Regions from separate parts of the Homo sapiens genome. Here region 2 is linked to region 1. A link is an interaction called in ENCODE POLR2A ChIA-PET data of the cell type or tissue named here. Cell type or tissue: CD4-positive, alpha-beta T cell. All regions are shown on one strand. Each heading gives the region's core, and the rest is flanking DNA. Links, peaks and the distances in the headings are about the cores only. Region 1 overlaps CNOT6L (CCR4-NOT transcription complex subunit 6 like). Region 2 overlaps MRPL1 (mitochondrial ribosomal protein L1).

Region 1 (4,403 bases), core at 126-4,125:
TGTGTGATTATACTATTGTCTTGACTGTGTATTACATTGCCCCTTTTTACTTGTAAATGAATTCAGGGATGGAATATTACTTAAATCCTATAGATTGCTTTAGTTTCTCATAGTTGGCAGTCACTGTCCTCTCTCTAGCATTAATTAATTACATCAGAGCCCACAAAGTTATTTTTAGACTACAAGTTGGTAAGAAATTGAGTTATGTCTTTATTTGAAGGACTGCTCTGGACGTGTTCTTTTTGCACATGAAACATCCAACCTAATAATAATTCTCAAATCATATAAGGGGATTTTTTGGTCATAGCAGTCTTTATTATATTAATATATGTTCTTTTATCCATTTGACCTTTCGTCTAGTTTTTTTTTCAAAAATGTGAATATACAGAAGAATTCTTAGAATAAAATATCATCAGGAATAATGCTTTTAGCATCTGTATACCAGTCACAGAGTATGAATGGTAAACTAATGTATCGAAAGAGACAAGTTTAAGATTTTCCGTATTACCAAGGCTGTATGGCTTGGAACAATGATTGGAAAGTAACTATAAACTAATATGTCTAATTGAGAAGAAACATCTAATAATAGAAAGAATGGCAGAAAACCTCTATATTTCAAAATGTTACCTGTATGGAAATCTGTGAAACAAAGTAGATGCAGAATAGAGTGCATTTGGTTTGTATGGGAAGGGAATGCAAGAAGTAGCATTGTTAAGGTAGTAGGGATAGAATATGGGTAATTATATCTTACTATATTGTAAATTTATTACAGTTATAAACAAGGAAATAAGATAAATTGTAGATTACAGCCATCAGCACTAATGCTAGAAATCTCATTCTTTTAAAAACAGAATATCTGAGAAAGTCTTAAAGTTCAAGAAACATATCAACACTCTTATTTACTAGAAAGAAGGAACTTTATTTGGTTCAACTAGTTTTCAACTCTCTCTTTGGTTTTTCAACCCTTGGTGAAGCTGAAGTGATAAAACTTGAGTGAGAATGTGTGCTCTAGAGTTTCTCAGTGGCAGTGGAAGGGAGTGTTAGTTATAATGACATATGCATCCTGTTTAGGAAGACTAGTTTTGCTTTTCTGGACTTTTGAAACCATGACAGTAAAAAGAAGGTACCTTTAAAAGATTGAGAAGTTTTAAAAGTCAAAAGTATGGCAGTATATACCAATGAGAAATAAAGTTGGAAGGATAGTTGCAAGCATCTGATAACCCAGTGGTTGCTCAAGATTTATGTTTAAAGAATTGTTATTTAAATGAAGAAAGATCAATAACTAATCATGTATTTTTAAAAAAGTTTAATGAACCTATGATCATTACTAAGAAACTTAAGAAAAAGAAAAGGCTGGGTGAAAGTGCTAAGGCAGTGAGGAGGATATTTTAACTAACATTATGCACTGTAAATAACAAGGAAGGAATGGACCCGCTGCAGACTGTATAATCAGTAATTGACGATCAACAAAAAACAGCTCTATACAATTTATGTTTTGCTTTCATGATTTCTATTGAGAAGAATTTTCCTCAAAGTAGAAACACTAAGACCAGGTAAAGAGGAGAATGGCAAACCAAGACGGTGAGATTGGTAAGCCAAGAGAGTCACTAAACTGCACTAACTAGTTAGGTTTTCAGATGAAGATAATTATATCTTATGGTATTAAAGATCTTACGGAAGTGTGGTTAGAGAACTGGCAAAGGTAATCTGTTATAAATATTGGAGTAGAGAAAAAAATTCTAGGATTTGGGGGATGGATGAACTATCAAACTTTTCAAAAAGACAGACTTGCCCAGCCTCAGTTTTCTTCATCTTTGTAATGGCAGTAGTAATACCTCCTGCTGCAATGTGGGTTCTCAGAGATAACCGAAAGAAGACTCGGAGATAGTTTGGTGTTCAGGAGTTTATTAGAAATCAACACCTGTGGAAAGGGGAGGAAGCAGAATTGGACATACGGAGAAAAGTGAAGTGTTGCAGGCCTGACTGCCTCAGGTGACTCAACAGGGAGCTTTAGAGCTTATATGGCCTGTGAGAGTTAAACCACAAGGGGCCCACATCCCTGGACTTTTAACTTTTGCTTTCGATTTCTAATTGGATGGTGGTGCTCCTAGAAGTATGTGACCATGAGTAGGCAGCTTTCTGCAACTGAAGCAATCCCTGATGAGGAATCTGAGCAGTATATCTCCATGTGCAAATTTTAGGACTAACATATATGAAGTACTTAACACAAATCTTGAGACTGGATAGATCCTCAATAATGGTAGCTTTCATTTTTTTTTTATTATTCTGTCCTATTGAGAAATTTAATTATTTTGAGAGAAGAGAATGCATGCTCATAACATTTATAAATGTCCAAAAGCTGGCAGGGATATTTAATCTATTAGAAAAATAGAATTAGATCCAATAGAAAAATAGAATTATATCCTGTAAATTTGTGCATCTATCTTACATATCTGTAAAAAATTAAAAATTAAATAGAATGAAGTTTCAGAGCACTTAATATCCGAATAGGTGAACTAATGAGCAGATGTTCATGAAGTGATACTTAACTGAGGTAAAGATTGCCGCTCTTAGATTATTAATGGAAGGAATAAAAAGAGGGAGGGACAAGAATCAGCTGAGACCACAGAAAAATATATGTAGCAATGTTCATTACGGCATTAGTTAAAATACGTAAGTAACTTAAATGTCCAACACAGGTTAAATAAATTATGGTGAATCTGTAGAGTGGACTATAATCCAGTCATCAAAATTGATTTGGAAGAATATTAAATGTTATAGGAAATGTCCCTGATAGAATAGTATTGTTCTAAATGCGTAAAAATATGTGTGTGTATGTGTGTAGAGAAAAGTCTGGGGAAATATATTAACTTTTAAATGGAGGTATTGGGTTATAAGTGACTTAGTTTTCTTTGTTCTCATATCTCTACAATAAACATATTTAATGTATCATTTTTTCCACGTTTTTGTTTTGAAGTACCTATAAATGCAGGACTGACAAGACCTGGTTTAAGAGCAAAAAGATCAAAACATTTCAGATATATGTTAGTTCCTGTTTGGCTTACAATATGACTTTCCCCAAAGTGAAGTTTTAGTCTTTATTAATGAAAATACAGTTAAAAAATGAAGAAGGCTGTAGTTCATTTATGCCCAGTTATAGGTACTGCACCTTTGGGTAAACTTGAGTTGTTCAAATGAACTTTTCAAAAAGACAGACCCAGTTGTCAGTTCAATTTAAATTTGTTGAGCAAATTTAAACAAATTGTTCAGATGAACAACATCACACATCATGTAAGTGTAACTGATCGTTTCTTTTCCGGAGAAGACATGGAGGGTGGGAGAGCATTGACATCTATTGTCAGATATTTAAAGTGGTGTCATTTGGAAGAGAAATTAGATTTAATGTATATTCTTGAAAAGATCTAGATCTAGTTTTAATGGAAAAAATGGGAGAAGAATACAGGAAAGCAAATTTTAGTTATTTCTTTTAATTAGAGTCCTATGCTCCCCTGCCCCTACGCCCCAAAGAATGACCTAGCTTTGGTAGAAGTAAAATTATTCCAGTTATAAAAATATTATAATTAACAGGATTTTTAAGACTTTTGTACAGAATCCTAGGTTCCTGTAAGTATACCATAGAAGTTCTGTGAATATTTAGAAGATATCTCAAAAATTAAATGTGAATAATTGAACTGTAATTTGAAAATAACATGTTCACTCACATGTTTCAAATACAAGTTTTAACATTTTGGAAATCATTAACGTGTTCATAAAGTACTGCTTAGTTAACTTGTTTTTGGTGCAGACCTCTGAATCAAATTTCTTCATGTCTGCTTCTTTTTTCTGAGTATAGGGCCAGTTATTTACCATTTATAGCTGTGTGAATCAGGATTTTTAATAATACTCTGTAACCAAAACAAAATACAAAAATTGGACACTGAGACTGATATAAAACTATATCATCTCTGTCCTCTGATTTCAAATTTTTATATTCATCAAAATAGGTTGCTTGTTTTCAGTGGTTGATTTATTCTAACATAATGCTGCTTTTATCTGTTTTATCTGTGGGAATCTCACCAGAAACTGTAAAAGGTATTCCACAGCTTAAAATTGTTTGAAGAAGTCTGATATGGACAATGGTCAATCCTGTCTATAGGACACATTTTGAAACTGCTCACTCCTCTTGATTTCTCTTGCCTTTGTTCAAGCCACCATCATTTCTCTTTCAGATAACCTCACAAACTTTCTAATCTGCTTCCCAGTTATCAGTTCTTTAATTGAGCAGCTAAGTGATCTTAAAAAACATAAATCAAATGATACCATGTCCTGGCTTAGAACTTTTATCTCTCCTCTTCAGCATCATTTCATACCCTTCCATTCTTTTCTAACACATAAACTTGCAG
Region 2 (4,403 bases), core at 69-4,068, 130 kb before region 1:
ATATCTATGTTTTCAATCCTTTTGTAGTCAATTTGTCTAGCTGTATTATTTTATCTCCTTTATTAATACATTTCTCTTCCCCTTATTCTTAGCATATAACCTCACTTGCTACTTCAGAGAAAATAGCCCTCAGAACTTCCTGAACTACTGAGTCTCCCTGATCCAGCACTCATTCTCAAAATCTCTCCCACCCCGTGGCAATGAGATAGAAACAACTCCCTCTCCTTTCTTATCTCTTTTAATTGATAGTGAAAGGTTAGAGTTCCCTTGAGGTCAGTCCTATACTGCCTTCTCACCTGACTCTATAATCCTCACTCTCCCTAGGGAATCGTATCCATCTATTCTTGCCTTTCTGCTACAACCATCACAGTCCAGGCTACCATCACCTACCACCTGGATTACTGCCACAGCCTCTAAACTGTTCTGTCTTCTACACTTGGCCCTCTCCATTTCTTTTCCACCTATATTAGTAAGAGGGATCATTTTAAAATGAAAATTTCACCATGTCCTTAAAATACTTGGATGGCTAAACTTGGCTCTTTGAACAAAGGAAATTTTTACCAAGGTACTCCACGAGCTACTACTAAACTATCCAGTGAGCATCCTCTAGCCCCACTCTCCCTCATGTTCACCATGCTACAAATACACTCATCTTCTTTCAGTTACTTGACTCTGTTCTTTACCACCTAAGAATTTTCATAATCTTCCATCTATGACATTTTCCCCTATTGCTTTCCACTCCACTAGTTCATAGTAATACAGTTATCTTTCAAGGACTCTACTTAACATTATTTCTTCAGAAGAGTCTCCCCTGAATAGATTAGGTCTCTCATATACATTTGTATAACATCTTACACTTTTCCTTCACAGCACTTAGGACAATTTTAACTAAAGAAATAATTATCCAGGTCGGGCGTGGTGGCTCATGCCGGTAATCCCAGCACTTTGGGAGGTTGAGGAGGGTGGATCACAAGATAAGGAGTTCAAGACCAGCCTGGCCAACATGGTAAAACCCCGTCTCTACTAAAAATACAAAAAAAATTAGCCGGGTGTGGTGGCATGCTCCTGTAATCCCAGCTACTCGGGAGGCTGAGGCAGGAACTGCTTGAACCCCAGAGTCAGAGGTTGCAGTGAGCCAAGATTGAGCCACTGCACTCCAGCCTAGGCAACAGAGGAAGAGTCCATCACAGAAAAAAAAACAAAATATACACACAAAAGTTAGCTGGGCATGGTGACACGTGCCTGTAGTCCCAGCTACTCAGGAGGCTGAAGCAGGAAAATCACTTGAAGCTGGGAAGCAGAGGTTGCAGTGGGCCAAGATCGTGCCACTGCACTCCAGCCTAGGCAACAGAGTGAGACTCCATCTCAAAAGGAAAAAAAAAAGAAATAACTGGCCAGGCGCGGTGGCTCATGTCTGTAATCCCAGCACTTTGGGGGGCTGAGGTGGGCGGATCACGAGGTCAGGAGATCAAGACCATCCTGGCTAACACGGTGAAACCCCGTCTCTACTAAAAATACAAAAAATTAGCCAGGCATGGTGGCGGGCGCCTATAGTCTCAGCTACTCGGGAGGCTGAAGCAGGAGAACGGCGTGAACCCGGAAGGCAGAGCTGGCAGTGAGCCGAGATCGTGCCACTGCCCTCTAGCCTGGTCGACAGAGCAAGACTCCGTCTAAAAAAAAAAAAAAAAAAAAAAAAAAAAAGAAATAACTATCCAAGGCTGGGTGTAGTGGTTCACGCATGTAATCCCAACACTGGGAAGCCAAGGCGGGTTGATCGCTCATGCCTATAATGCCAGCACTTCAGAAGACTGAGGTGGGAGGATAATTTGAGCCCAGGAGTTCAAGACCAGCTTGGGCAACATAGTGAGACCCCGTCTCTTGAAAGAAAAGAAAAGAAAAAGAAAAAGAAAAAGAAAAGAATTATCCAATTAATTCCTGCTCCTCAATAGATGGTAAGCATCATGGGCAGGAAATGTATATAGCTTGTTCAGCATTGTATACCTAGCACCTAGCACAGTGTTTGTCAAGTGAAGACTCTAAATAAACATTTGTTGAATGAAGAAAATTTGAACAAATGAGAGCAAAAATTGGACTCAAATATTATGCATTACAGCACATGAAAGGGGCCATTTTTCTGATGATCCATTTATTCATTCATTCATTCAACAAATACGCCAATGAAACATGTGCTAGCACTGCTGGAAGCATTTAGGTACATCAGTGAATAAAACATAAAAATCCCTATCCTCATAGGGCTTATGTCTAGAGGGGGAAGACAATACCAATAAAAATAATTGGGGGATGGAGGCACTGCAGGATAAAAGGGATTGTATCAGTGGAAAGTGGTTTGCAATTTTAAGTATAGTGGTTAAGACAAGCCTCATTAAAAGGGTGACATTTGAGGCCAGGCATGGTGGCTCATGCCTGTAATCCCAGCACTTTGGGAGGCCGAGGTGGGAGGATCACGAGGTCAGGAGGTCGAGACCAGCCTGGCCAACATGTTGAAACCCCATCTCTACTAAAAATACAAAAATTAGCTGGCCGTTGTGACAGGCGCCTGTAATCCCAGCTATTCAGGAGGCTGAGGCAGGAGAATCGTCTGAACCCAGGAGGCGGAGGTTGCAGTGAGCCGAGATCGCGCCATTGCACTCCAGCCTGGGCAACAAGAGCGAAACTCTGTCTCAAAAAAAAAAAAAAAGGGGGGTGATATTTCAGCAAAGAGTTGAAAAGATATGGGAAAGTTAGCCACGCAAACACCAAGAAACTGTTCTAGGGCAAAGATTCTAAGGCAAGAGTGTTCTTAATGTGTTTAAGAAACTAGAAGGCCAGCTGGTTACAGCAGAGTGAGTGTGAGGGAGGATAGATGGAGAAGAGGTCAGAGAGGTCAGCTGGGTGAGGCGGGGGTAGGAGAAGGTAGGCACAAGGTGATATCGAAGACTTGTACACCAGTGCTACTCAACAGAAGAATAATGTAAGCCACATGTACAATTTAAAATTTTCTAATAACTACAATATATAAGGTAAAAAGAAACAGTAAGTTAATATTTTATCACTAATACCCCAAAGTATTATTAAATTATCAATGTAAAAAAATTGGGCTGGGTGTGGTGGCTCACGCCTGTAATCCCAGCAGTATGGGATGCTGAGGCGGGTGGATCACCTGAGGTCAGGAGTTCAAGACCAACCTGGTCAACAGGGCAAAACCTCGTCTCTACTGAAAATACAAACATTACCCGGACCCAGTGGCATGTGCCTGTAATCCCAGCTCCTCGGGAGGCTGAGACTACAGAATCACTTGAACCTGGGAGGCACAGGTTACAGTGAGCCGAGATCATGCCACTGCACTCTAGCCTGGACAACAGAGCAAGACTCCATCTCAGAAAAAAGTATTTTACATGTTTTTTTTTATGCTAAGCCCTCAAAATCTAATGTATATTTGACAAATTCAATTCAGATTAACCAATTTGAAGTGCTCAATAAATAGTGGCTAACAAAATGAATAGCACAACTGTAGGCCATTCTAAGGGCTTTGGATTTAGAAAAATGGAAAGGCTTTGCAGAGTTCTGAGCACAGGAGTAACATGACTGAGGTCCTTAAAGGATGAATTTCACTACTCATTGACAGTAGACTGTAGAGAAATCCAAGTGAGAGATGGTAGCAGGTGGGAACAAGGTAGCTGCAGTGGGGCAGTGAGAAGTCAGAGTCTGGATTTATTTTAAGCGTAAAGCCAACAGGATTTGCAAACTATTTAATGTAAAGTGTGAGATACAGAGAGGAGTCAGCCAGGTGCAGTGGCTCAGAGCCTGTACTGCCAGCACTTCAGGAGACTGAAGTGGAAGGATCACTTGAGCCCAGGAGCTCGAGAGCAGCCTGGGCAACACAGTGAGATCTCATCTCTACCAAAAAAAAAATTAGCTGGTCATAGTGGGCCCCAGAGGTCAAGGCTGCAGTGAGCCGTGACCGGGCCACTGCACTCTAGCCTGGCCAACACAGTGAGATCCTGTCTCAAAAAAAAAAAAGAGTCAAGGATATTCTGAGGTTTTGGCCTGGACAAATGAAGGATGGAATTGCCTTCAAATGAGAAGAAAAAGACTGCAGGCTATGACAATGAATTTGATTTTAAACAACTGCAAGGTGCTGATATGCTATCAAAGTGGAGATGTAGAATACTCAGATGAGTATAAGAATCTAAAGTTCAGAAGAGTGATCCCAACTGTAGATATAAATTTGATAACCATTAAGGTATAGACAATAATCGGCTGGGCATGGTGGCTCATGCCTGTAATCCCAGCACTTTGGGAGGCAGAGGTGAGTGGATCACTTGAGATCAGGAGTTCGAGACCAGCCTGGCCAACATGGTGAAACCCCACCTCTACTAAAAATACAAAAATTAGCCGGGCAT

What was found. ChIA-PET counts read pairs that join two places held together with the same protein. Peaks named below come from ENCODE experiments on the same cell type or tissue, not always from the same donor. Only the 100,000 strongest peaks of a DNase experiment are listed, where the experiment ranks them.
Region 2: POLR2A ChIA-PET joins it to region 1 with 5 read pairs; 9 of 35 experiments call an interaction of 5 or more read pairs at or near these places.

What each region holds. Positions count from the first base shown.
Region 1 is chr4:77,732,787-77,737,189 of GRCh38, reverse strand. The region is part of intron 8 of CNOT6L (CCR4-NOT transcription complex subunit 6 like); the gene reads left to right. Among named protein-coding and RNA genes, the nearest start is that of CNOT6L, 84 kb to the left of the region's middle. RefSeq lists an enhancer at 2,133-2,192. In CD4-positive, alpha-beta T cell, for the core only: no CTCF peak of the experiment used is centred there; a DNase peak (open chromatin) is centred at 2,039.
Region 2 is chr4:77,865,045-77,869,447 of GRCh38, reverse strand. The region is part of intron 1 of MRPL1 (mitochondrial ribosomal protein L1); the gene reads right to left. Among named protein-coding and RNA genes, the nearest start is that of MRPL1, 4.4 kb to the right of the region's middle. In CD4-positive, alpha-beta T cell, for the core only: no CTCF peak of the experiment used is centred there; no DNase peak of the experiment used is centred there.